Linked DNA regions of Homo sapiens: region 2 is linked to region 1. A link is an interaction called in ENCODE POLR2A ChIA-PET data of the cell type or tissue named here. Cell type or tissue: Caco-2. All regions are shown on one strand. Links, peaks and the distances in the headings refer to the core of each region. The heading gives the core; the rest is flanking DNA.

What was found. Peaks named below come from ENCODE experiments on the same cell type or tissue, not always from the same donor. Only the 100,000 strongest peaks of a DNase experiment are listed, where the experiment ranks them.
Region 2: POLR2A ChIA-PET joins it to region 1 with 6 read pairs; 10 of 35 experiments call an interaction of 5 or more read pairs at or near these places.

The regions. Positions count from the first base shown.
Region 1 is chr22:39,470,035-39,475,837 of GRCh38, forward strand. The region is part of intron 1 of MGAT3 (beta-1,4-mannosyl-glycoprotein 4-beta-N-acetylglucosaminyltransferase); the gene reads left to right. MGAT3-AS1 (MGAT3 antisense RNA 1) reads right to left here. Exons shown (of 2, transcript NR_126469.1): 2 at 5,773-5,803. Among named protein-coding and RNA genes, the nearest start is that of MGAT3-AS1, 3.9 kb to the right of the region's middle. RefSeq lists enhancers at 124-1,053, 3,845-4,774 and a silencer at 3,322-3,679. In Caco-2, for the core only: no CTCF peak of the experiment used is centred there; DNase peaks (open chromatin) are centred at 1,907, 2,827, 4,537, 4,557 and 4 weaker places; H3K4me3 peaks cover 2,777 bases.
Region 2 is chr22:39,325,456-39,331,258 of GRCh38, forward strand. No RefSeq gene overlaps it. Among named protein-coding and RNA genes, the nearest start is that of RPL3, 8.7 kb to the left of the region's middle. RefSeq lists a silencer at 2,649-2,943. In Caco-2, for the core only: no CTCF peak of the experiment used is centred there; no DNase peak of the experiment used is centred there.

The DNA.
Region 1 (5,803 bases), core at 493-5,492:
TGTCATCCAGCAGCTGTCCCTGCAGTGCATGCTCCAGGGCTGACTTTGTCCTGGGGGGTGGGGAACAGTGGCGACCGAGGCCTGTGGTGACCCTGCTCTCCTGTGGCCTCGCCAGCAGGGTGAGGGCGGGGCAGACGTAAACAACAAAGTGGGATCGCCTCTGCAGGGATGAGCGCTGGGGGGACAGCCTGGAGAGAGGGCTTGCGGGCGGGGGCAGCACTTCAGCCAGCTGCTCAGGGGCCCCTGTCTGACGAGTGGCATCAGAGCATGCAGGGACCTGAGGAAGGGCGTTCCAGGCGGAGGGATCAGCCAGTGCGAGGACCCTGGAATGGGGCCATGCCTGAAGAGTGTAGGAGACAGGAAGGTGGGGAGTGTGGCTGGAGCCTGGGGGACAAGGGAGGCAAGGTCAGCAGAAACGCAGGCATCAGATGGCCAGGGTCCATGGCACGCAGAGGAGTTGGGGTTTTAATTCTTAGTGTGACAGGGCCATGGGAGGGCTTGAGCAGGGAGATGTGGCCTGATGGGGAATTTGCGGTGACTCTGGCTGCTGCAGAGGCAGGAGGGAAGCTAGTGAGGACCTCGGGGTGGCAGAGGAGGCAGAGAGAGGTCCATCCTGGGAGCATTTGGGGGAACGGGGCCTGCAGGCTTTCCTGCCCCTCTGCCGGGCATGTGGTGAGGCCGCACCCAGCTCAGAGGACTGGCCTGTGTCAAGACTCTGGATGTTATCCGTTTTAATCCCCTCGGGGTTGGGATGGCCTCACATTGCTGATAGAGGCACCGAGGCCCAGGGTATTCAGTGACCTGCCCAAGATCACGGAGGAGGGTTTGGAAAGGGCAGGATTTGAATCCAGCCCCTTTTGAGTCTAGACTCCAGAGAGCTATGGCCCCAAAGCAGCCCTCGCCCCACGCTGACTCCTGAGAGATTGGGGGTGGGCACCCAGGACAGCCCAGGGTCCAGGAGAGCCCTCTCACAGAGGCAGAAGCACTCAGCCCAGCCCCCTCCTGCCCGGCTTTTCCTGGGCCTCCTTTGTTATCTGACGATGGCCACCCCCACTCAGACCAAAGGCTCTGGCTGCCCCTCTGCCTGGGAGGCACCACATCTCTGGGAGCCCTGGGGGTGGGGGCAGGGGCATTCTGACCTTGGAAGCCAGGGCAGGGCAGAGCTGGCTCCTTCCCTTCTCTTGTCCAGATGGTCTGGGGCAGTTTGTTCGGGCCTGTAAGGCTGAGTGGGCTGGGAGGTGGGTAGGGAGCTGAAAGCCCGAAGTATGGGGGTCTCGAGGATTTATCCCATTGGCCTCAGTGGGTCCCGTAAGCACGGAAGCTCTTAAGCCTTTGCGGAGGGGCTGGCAACAGGGGCCTATTGATGAATTAGAAGAAGCTGTGTTCCTTCCTTCCTCTAACCTGAAGCTTTGTTAATAATTAATCATCTGCCCAATTAATAATTACAGGCTTGAGCAGCCCCTTCCCACTGCCCTCACCCCACTCCAACCTCCTCTCCGTTCCTCCTTCCTTCGCCCTCCCAGCCCCCACTCCTACCCCCGCCCTTCCGGCCATCAGTCCTTGCCGGCCTTCCTCTGCAGAGATGGCAAGGCCCTGTGCCCTTGGGAGTCCCCCTGTCCCCCACACCACACAGGGCATCGGTTCTATTCTTCCCATGAGGGCCTTTCGGCAGCCCTCCAGGGCAGGTGCCACACAATCTGACACACAGAGACACGAGGCACAGGGGCAGAGGGGCAGAGCGACACGGTACTCATTCACTCATTCTTTCACTGGATGCTATTGCACTGTTCTCTGTGGTCAGCCACCACCCTGAGCAAGACAAGCAAACAGGAAATTCCTCTCCAGGCTTAGGGGATAGCGTGGGGGAACTCCTGAGCAGGCTGGGCTGAGGGCAGCCCCCCAGGGAAGGCAAGGGCTAGGAAGAGGGAGGAGTCCCTAGAGGGCGAGGTATTGGAGGGTGGGGCTTTTTGTATAAAGCTCCCCGGCAGCAGGAATGCTCAAAGCTCTGGGCTCAGCCTCCTTCCAGGGTAGGGTGTGATTTCTGTCTTCACCCTCAAGAGGGGTGTTCTGCACACTGAGGAATGAATGCCTTGCTAAGGGTGGACCCTTGGGCTTGGAGCCAGCAGTACAATAGCTGTCTGGCCGTCTCCTGTGGGCAGAATCCAGCCTCTGCCCCCACTCCCAGAGAGACCCAACTCCCTCCAAAAGGCTATGGACTCCTGAGCCCCCTTGCAGGAGAGGCAGTGTGGGTTCAGGCTCCCTGACCCCCGCCCTGTCCCTGCCCGGTACTTTGTCAGAGACTCGGGGTCCCGCCGTGCCGAGAGTGTATTTCTGAGCTCTTCCATGCATATAGTGTTCCTTGGTTCCCTATCCTCGTCCCACTGAGAATGTCCAGTAGCCCCTCTGGGAGTCGGGGTGCAGTTCTCGGGAACCCTCCCACACAGAGAGGGAGCAAGGCGAGGCTCACAAGAGATGGACCTGCTTTTTACTGAGCGCTTGGCCCTGACAGGCTCTCCACCTGTAAAACCACAGTGTCCCTACCTCCTCAAGCACCTGGCACCTAGGAGTGGCTCTGGGAGGGTGGGGCTGCCCCTCACTGCTGCCTGGTTACCTGTTTCACAAAGGAGGAGACTGAGGCTGGAGAGGTGAGGTGACCTAGCTGGAAAGAGGTGGAGCCAGGAAACCAGCCCAGATGGAGGGCAGGGCCAGCATCTGGCGGGACAAGGTTAGTTCCTCCTGCAGTCATCTAACTGACACCTGGGCTCAGCCTCTAGGGAGGAAACTGCTGCCATAGAGCCTTGAAAGCCAGGCAGAGGGGACTAGACACTGTGCCTCAAGGCAGGTATGGGCCGGTGAGGGAAGGAGGCGGCAATGGCTGGGAGGGGCCCAGGCAGGGGTCGGGCAGCTGCAATGCGGGCTGGAGTCTTGGGGAGTGTGGGCCACAGGGAAGGGTTGGATGCATGTCACTCACAGGGAGGGCCAGGGCTTGTCAGTTTGACTCACTGAACTTCGGTTTTCTCCTCTGTGAAATAGCAGTGGGAGGCGGATGTCCACACGAGATTAGAGAACAGCTAAGATACTGAGCACAGCCCCGTCAGAGGGCGGCTCTCGGGGAGGCCTCAGATGTGCTGTCCTCTCATTCCCCTCCTTAGTCCTGTGTGTGCTGCTACCACAGAATACCTGAGACTGGGTGGTCTGTAAACAGCAGAACTTTCTCACGGATCTGGAGGCTGGGAAGTCCAGGGTCGAGGAGCTAGCATATGGCGAGGGCCCTCATGCTGCGTCATCCCATGGCAGAAGGGCAGAAGTATCCACACATGGAGACGGGCAGGGCTGACCGCATGCAGTTATCAGGAACACGATAACTAACCCACTTTGAGCCCATGCTGTTATCAGGAACAATAACTAACCCACTCCTACAATAGCAGCATAAATTCCTCCATGAGGGTGGAGCCCTCACGGCCTAATCACCTCTTAAAGTCCACACCTCAACACCACTGCACTGGGGATTAAATTTCCTACATGTGAACGTTGGGGGACACATTTTTCAGACTATAGCACCCCCTACATGATTACAGGCTGGCAAGGGGAAGCTGTGGACACAGGGGCTTGGGGATCCCTGGGCCTGTGGCCAGGCCAGGCTAGCTGGAGGCCAGGATCAGGCAGACAGCAGCAAACAAACTCCCCAAGGAGGTGGTGCAGGTGGCATGGGACCCCTCGCTTGCTTGTCTCCAAGTTCCGGGTGATCGGGGCTAGGGGAAAATAATGGGGGTGGGGGGATGGAAGTTAAGGGGAGGAGGGGGGATGGATGAGGAGGGCAGCCTGGATGGAGGTGTGTGGGCAGGGGGCAGATGGATGTGGAGTGCCAGCTCCAGGGTAGATCAGGGCAAGGTTCTGCAGTGTGGGTCAGGATCCAGGGCCTCCGGAGCCTCCTGGAGTCTGGGCCTCACCTTGGAGTTTTCCTGACTTTTTGGACCTTGAGCCTCCTTTAAGCTGCAGGAGACCCAGACACGGCGCACTGTCCAGGGTGACCCGTTCCTGTTGGAGTTGGGTAGTGGTGGGAAGGGCTGCCCTGGGTACCCTTGGCCTTGCAGGGAACTCTGGGCTCTGGGAAACATAATTTCAGCCTGGCCTTGCAGTGTGCCACCGGGGTGCTCACATGGTTTCAGGCTGGTGAGGGGCTTAGGAGGTTGGCAGGATGGGCAGATGCAGCTTTCCTGGGCAGCGAATCCGATCATCTACCAGAGCTGGAGAGCCCTGTGACCTGAAAATGGCAGGCCCATGGGGTCCTGATGGCAGTGGGGGTGAGAGGGACCCTTGCCTTGGGCAAGGCTGAAGGCAGCAGCCTGGACTTTGCCCCTGAAACTCTGAGAAGCCCCAAGGCCGCAGGTGGGTGTGGACTCTGCTGCTGTCACTTGCCAGCTGCGAGTTTGAGGCCCTGTGTGCCTGTGGGGGTGGAATGAAGCGAGGCCAGTAGTGCTACAGTCTTCACATCACCCCCAACCCTCTCACAGCCCCAAGCACCTTCCCTGCACACTGGCCCAGCCCTCACGGGCTCCCACTGCCTCCTGGCTCTGCACACAGCAGGTCTGTGGTCATGTGTGGCCCTGCAGAGGGGACCCTTTTCCTCTCCCTGAGAGATAAAGAGCCCTGTGCCTGAAATGCCACCAGCAGTACTCATTCCTCTGGCTAATCCCAAACATTCACTGAATATTTGCTCTGGGTGCTTCGGGCAGGAGCCACTGCTCACTTCTGGCCTGGCCTGTTCCCCCAGGCCAAGTTTACATCTCTCCATTCCAGGCTTTGTGTGTAAGAGGCAGTCAGAGCCCTCGGGCCCTCCTGAAATGTGCATATGCACCACTAGCCCCGGCTGGGACATCCGCCCTCTGCTCCCTGATAAGGTCCCTCTCTGCCTGGACTGGGGACTGAGGATCCGAGATGGAAAAGCCCCAGCCCAGCGCCCCTGCCTTCCTGGAGTCAGAGAGGCCTGGGTTCTGCTTGTGGTGCGGCCTTCACCAATCACCCCCTCCTCAGGGCCTCCATCTCCCTGCTGGTGTGGAGTGAGGGATGAATTCACAGCAGGGCTTGCCAGGCTTTTTTTTTTTTTTTTTTTTTTAACTGTAGAAGCTTTCCTTCCAACAAAATCTTGCGAGGAGCTCAGTGTCTGAAATTGAAAAGCTGGGAGCATCTTCTTGATTGTGTTTTTTGGGGGCGAGTCCCTGGGCTTTGTTTTCTCTCCCCCTTCACTCCACCTCTCTCTCAGGTCCTGGGGCACCTGGAGGGGAGTTCCAGGGACCTGGCTGGGAAAGAGCTGTCCTCAGTGCCCATGGGACCAGTCCATGGGATGTGTCTGTACATCTGTGTATCGGGCCCTGAGGCCCACCTTTAGCCCACCTCCCCTCCCGAGGTCTCCTTCTGCCAATCACCTGCCTAATGCCCCTGCACCCTGGTGTCAGGCAGCCCCCCAGAGCTGCATCCCTCCCTCCTGTAGTTAACCAATGCTCTATGAGCCTCTCTCAGCCAAGACCTTGGCATCAGCTCACCACTGCCCCGCCCCTGGCCCTCCCCTTCATCACGGGCCGTCTCTCAGGCTTGGCGCCCTGGGATGCTCCCTTGCTCCAGCTCTGTGACTGTCCCCATGAGGGTCCTCCCTCAGTGCAGCCCCATCTCTCCAGCGGTGCTGGCACGATGGACCCGGTTGACTCCCTGCCTCCTGCCCTCTCCGTTCAGTCTAAACTGCACAGTCTAACGTAGGAACCACTAGAGCATGCAGCTATTAAAATTCAAATTAAATTAAGCTGGG
Region 2 (5,803 bases), core at 571-5,570, 140 kb before region 1:
GGAGGAGGAGGAAACAGAGAGAGAGGGAAGGAAGGAAGGAAAGAGAGAAAGAAAGAGGGAGAGAGAGAAGGAAAGAAAGAAGGGAAGGAAAGAAAAGAGAGAGAGGGAGGGAGGAAGGAAGGAAGGAAAGAAAGGAAAGGAAAGAAAAAAGAAAAGAAAAGAAAGGAAGGAAGGGAAGAGAAGGAAGGAAGGGAAGGAAGGAAGGAAAGGGGATAAATCAGATGTTGAGACTGGACAGGCTCTGGAAACTATTTGTATGAGTCAGGGTGGGTGGGACAGGAAGTAGCGAGTATGGGAATCAGGATGCCCATTTTGGATATTGGGTATGTGTTGTTATTTTAGAAGGAAGAGTTTGATTTATATGTGTAGGGATGGATTCATTTATGGGGTTAACTATATCCTTTCTCCTTTCAAGTACAGATGTAAGGCTACATATCAAGACATATGTAATTCATCAGGGTAAAAGTAAGGACATGGCCAGGTACGGTGGCTCACGCCTGTAATCCCAGCACTTTGGGAGGCCAAGGCGGGTGGATCATGAGGTCAGGAGTTTGAGACCAGACTGACCAACATGGTGAAACCCCATCTCTACTAAAAATACAAAAATTAGCCTGGCATGGTGGCGCACGCCTGTAATCCCAACTAACTCAGGAGGCTGAGGCAGGAGAATCGCTTGAACCCGGGAGGTGGAGGTTGCAGTGAGCCAAGATTGCGCCACTGCATTCCAGCCTCGGTGACACAGTGAGACGCCGTCTCAAAAAAAAAAAAAAAAAAAAAAGGTAAGGGCATGATGGAGGGATATAAGAGGAAGCCGGAAGTGGGATCACATCTAAAATACACATTATGGATCTCTGTGTTTGTGCCAGAGGTGGTCCTCTCATTTGGTTCAGAGTTTCTGTGTAGCCAAATAAAAACGATGAATATGGCTAAACATGGTTCACAATATCCACATGATAAAAGCAAACCAGTGGCCAGAAGGAGTCTGCTGTTCCTGAAATAAGGCTTGAAAGACATTTCTCCCCAGGGGTCCTCCTCAAGGGGGCCAGGGTAGTACAGCCGATGATGCCTGGAACATCAGCCCACAGTGAACACACAATGGCCGTGTACGCTCAGTGCAGACCAAAGAACTCACAGCGACATGCTGATCCGTGTGAGCTGTTTACAAGAGGCCTTTTAAAACGAGTGGGTTGAATGATATGATCACTGACTGCCAGTTTAATGCAAAAATCAAATCCAGAGTCTGAAAAGAAATGGGTTAACTTTATTTACAAAGAGTCCCCCATCGAATTTTTTTTTTTTCAAAACGGAACTTGTAGTAAGCAGCAGAAAAGACTCCAAGATTTTGCTCACATACCTGAAGGGCAGATGGTCTCTGCTGCCAGGTAAAACCCAAGGTGTACTCTAACTTTTGTGGAAGATTAGGAGGACTTGAGGAGGAGGAGAATGGAGGAAGCAGGAGGGCAAGAGAGGAGTTGGGTGGGACAGTTTTGCCTTGATGGTGTTTAAAGGTCTGTGTTCCCCCACTAGCCTGGGGGCTTCATGTTGGCAAAGCATATGTCTCCTCCCCATGTGCTCTGCCTGGAGGCAGAGCCTAGCATAGAGAAGATGCTGAGTCGCATTTGTCAGATGAGGGCATGAAAATAGTGGACCCAAACGAGGACATTACAGCTGCATTTTCTTTCTTTCTTTATTTTTGAGACAGAGTTTTGCTCTTGTTGCCCAGGCTGGAGTGCAATGGCACAATCTCAGCTCACTGCAACCTCCGCCTCCCGTTTGCAAGTGATTCTCCTGCCTCAGCCTCCCGAGTAGCTGGGATTACAGGTGCCCACCACCACGTCCAGCTAATTTTTGTATTTTTAGTAGAGACTGGGTTTTGCTATGTTGGATAGGCTGGTCTCGAACTCCTGACCTCAAGTGATCCACCCGCCTCGGCCTCCCAAAGTGCTGAGATTACAGGTGTGAGCCACTGCGCCTGACTTATTATTATTTTTTGAGATAGAGTTTTGCTCTTGTTGCCCAGGCTGGAGTGCAATGGCGCAATCTCAGCTCACTGCAACCTCCACCTCCCAGATTCAAGCGATTCTCCTGTCTCAGCCTCCTGAGTAGCTGGGATTACAGACACCCGCCAGCACGCTTGACTAATTTTTGTACTTTTAGTAGAGATGGGGTTTTGCCATGTTGGCCAGACTAGTCTCAAACTCCTGATATCAGGTGATCCGCCCGCCTCTGCCTCCCAAAGTGCTAGGATTACAGGCATGAGCCACTGTGCCCAGCCTACAGCTGCATTCTCAATGGCTGCCTGCATTGCCCATTATGGACAAAGCAATTATGCCCTCTCTTTGACATAAGTTCATATCCTGATCTTTTGTGCTGTCATTGATCACTGCAAAACTACCCTGCCCAGGTGACAGGATGTTTGGTCCAGAGGGTCAGCTAATATGAGCTTGGGGCGTGAGTGCAGCCTCATGTCCCTGGGGCAGGAGCCTGGGTACACAGCCTTTGGGTCGTGAAGGCCCCTTGCTGTGCTTCTCCACGAGGAGCTGTGGGGGAAATGCCCCACAGAATGGGAGCTGGCTGGGCAGGGAGGTCTGGCAGATCCTGCTTCCGTTCCTGCTGCTGTGTGGCCTAGGCCTGGTGAACTTCTGTGCATCCCTGCTGGGGCTGCAGGCGGAGATGGCAAATCCAGCCTCCCACTGGCTCTCGGTCTCCATGCTGGGCGCCTGCATCCTGTGGTGCAGCAGCCTGCCAGTGGGTGGAGGTCTCATCCTCATCCTGTCCTGGAGACTGTGCATGGAGGTGATGCTGGCTGGCCAGCGGGCCTTGTGGCAGCAGCTGACTGTTGTGCGGATCTGGAACCTACAGCTGTTCATCACCCTGATCCATGGAGCCTGCCGCTGCATCTCACGACTCCTGCAACACCTGTGGTGGGAGGCCGGCCTAGCCGTGTTCTCCATGGCCCATTGGGCCTACTACAGCCTGGTGGGCTTCCGCCACGATAACAGCAAGGTGTTGGAGCTGCTGCTGCAGGCCGTGCTATAGCACATGGCCATGTCCCTGCTGGCCTGCTGCCTGGACAGGCTGTGGGTGGCCATGGGACGGGTGGCCTAGGCCATGCGGGGCTGTGGCCTTCAACCCCTGGAGAGGGCCAGGCTGTGCCGGGCAGCCTCCACAGACCTGGATGCAGTCACCACTATCCTCCCAGCGACCACCATCCCTTTCAGCCAGCACTTCCCCGGACCTGACCTGGCCACCATGAGTAGGCTCTCACCAGCCTCCATGAGCCTGTGCATAGTGGTTGGGGTCAAGGATGCCAGCGAGGGAGAAGAAGGCTGTGGCTATGGGGCCACCAACATATCTCTTAGCACCAGGTTCTGGAGCAGTAGGACAAGCAAGGTGGCCTTGAAATCTTCATCCAAGCAGGCCCTCGCACAGCAGCTCAAGACGACCTGTCTCCTCATCATTTTTCTGTATATCTGTGCCGTGTCTCTCTTCATGCAGAGCTTAAAATAAAGCGATTAACTGTGGGCCGGCCCCCGGTATGTTCCCTGCCTAGCTTTGTCAGGGGGAGATAGAATGGCGACAGATCTGTCCACTTAGGCCTTTACTGGGCTGGTGGGTGGTTCCCAGTATGCAAGACACATGCATACCAGGGGCTGGGCTGGGGGACCTAGTCTCAGCCCTGTCACTACTGTGTATCCTTGCGGAGGTTCCTTTACCCTTCTCAGCCTCAGTTCCCTTTCCTGCAAAATATAGATAATAGGACTCTGAGGAGAGGGGATCTATAAAAAGGTGTCGTTTATGAATTGTAGCATGCTCTTCCCCCTCTAATTACTCGAACAAATAGTGCACAAAACCTTCTTCCTTTTTTTTTTTTTTTTTTTGAGATGGAGTTTCACTTTTGTCACCCAGGCTGGAGTGCAATGGCGCAATCTCAGCTCACCACAACATCTGCCTCCTGGGTTCAAGCGATTCTCCTGCCTCAGCCTCCCAAGTAGCTGGAATTACAGGCATGCACCACCACACCCAGCTAATTTTTGTATTTTTAGTAGAGACGGGGTTTCTCCATGTTGGTCAGGCTGGTCTCCACCTCTCGACCTCAGGTGATCCGCCCACCTCGGCCTCCCAAAGTGCTGGGATTACAGGCGTGAGCCACCACACCCCGCCACCTCTTTTCTATTAAAGGACATAAAAGAAGTCCTGAATAAATGGAGAGACATCACCAGTTCATGGATGGCCTGACATGTCTTTAAAATGTCAGTTGTGGCCAGGCGCAGTGGCTCACACCTGTAATCCCAGGACTTTGGGAGGCCAAGGTAGGCGGATCACCTGAGGTCAGGAGTTTGAGACCAGCCTGGCCAACAAGGCAAAACCCCGTCTCTACTAAAAATATAAAAATTAGCCAGGTGTGGTGCCACACGCCTGTAATCCCAGCTACTCGGGAGGCTGAGGCAGGAGAATTGCTTGAGCCCGGGAGGTGGAGGTTGCAGTGAGCCGAGATTATGCCACTGCACTCCAGCCTGGCCAACAAGGTGAGACTCTGTCTCAAAAAAGTAAATAAATAGGCTAGGCATGGTGGCTCACGCCTGTAATCCCAGCACTTTGGGAGGCCAAGGCGGCAGATCACCTGAGGTCAGGAATTCGAGACCAGCCTGACCAACATGGTGAAACCCCATCTCTACTGAAAACACAAAAATTAGCCAGGCATGGTGGCACACGCCTGTAATCCCAGCTACTCAGGTGGCTGAGGCAGGAGAATTGCTTGAACCCGGAGGTTCAGTGAGCTGAGATCGCACCACTGCACTCCAGCCTGGGCGACAGAGTGAGACTCTGTGTCAAAAATAAATAAATAAATAAATAAATAAATAAATAAATAAATAAAATAAAAATAAAATGTCAGTTGTGGCCAGGTGCGGTGGCTCACGCCTGTAATCCTACCACTTTGGGAGCCTGAGGTGGGTGGATCACCTGAGGTCAGGAGTTCGAGATCAGCCTGGCCAACATGGTGAAACCCTGTCTTTATTAAAAATGCAAAAATTAGCTGGGTGTGGTGGTGGGCACCTGTAATCCCAGCTACTCGGGAGGCTAAGGCAGGGGAATCATTTGAACCCAGGAGGCAGAGGTTGCAGTGAACCGAGATTGTGCCACTGAACTCCAGCCTGGGCAACAAGAGTGAAACTCCATCTCAAAAATAAAATAATAAAATAAAATAAAATAGTCAGTCATCTCCATAGTAATCTTTAAAATCATTAGGATTTCAACCAGAATCCCAAGGGATTTGGGCAAGAGGTGGGGGGATGGGGTGACTCATACATTGATTCTAAAATGTATGTGGAAGGCCAGGCATAGTGGCTCATGCCTGTAATCTCAACACTTTAGGAGGCTGAGGTGGGAGGATCACTTGAGCCCAGAAGTTTGAGACCAGCCTGAGGAACATAGCAAGACCTCATCTCTATTTTTTAAAAATTAGCTGGTCATGGTGCTACATACCTGTAGTCTCAGCTACTCAGGAGGCTGAGGAGAGAGGATCACTTGAGCCCAGGAGTTCAAGGCTGCAGTGAGCCAAGATGGCACCACTGCACTCTAGCCTAAGGCAGAGCAAGACCCTGTCTCAAAAAAAAAAAAGATATGTCCACCTACAACCTGCGAATGGGGGTGGCTGAAATATGAGAATCGCTCAAACCTGGGAAGTAGAGGTTGCAGTGAGCTGAGATCGTGCCACTGCACTCCAGCCTAGGTGACAGAGCGAGACTGTCTTAAAACAAACAAACAAACAAACAAGAGTTCAGTGGAGGAAGGAACTGCA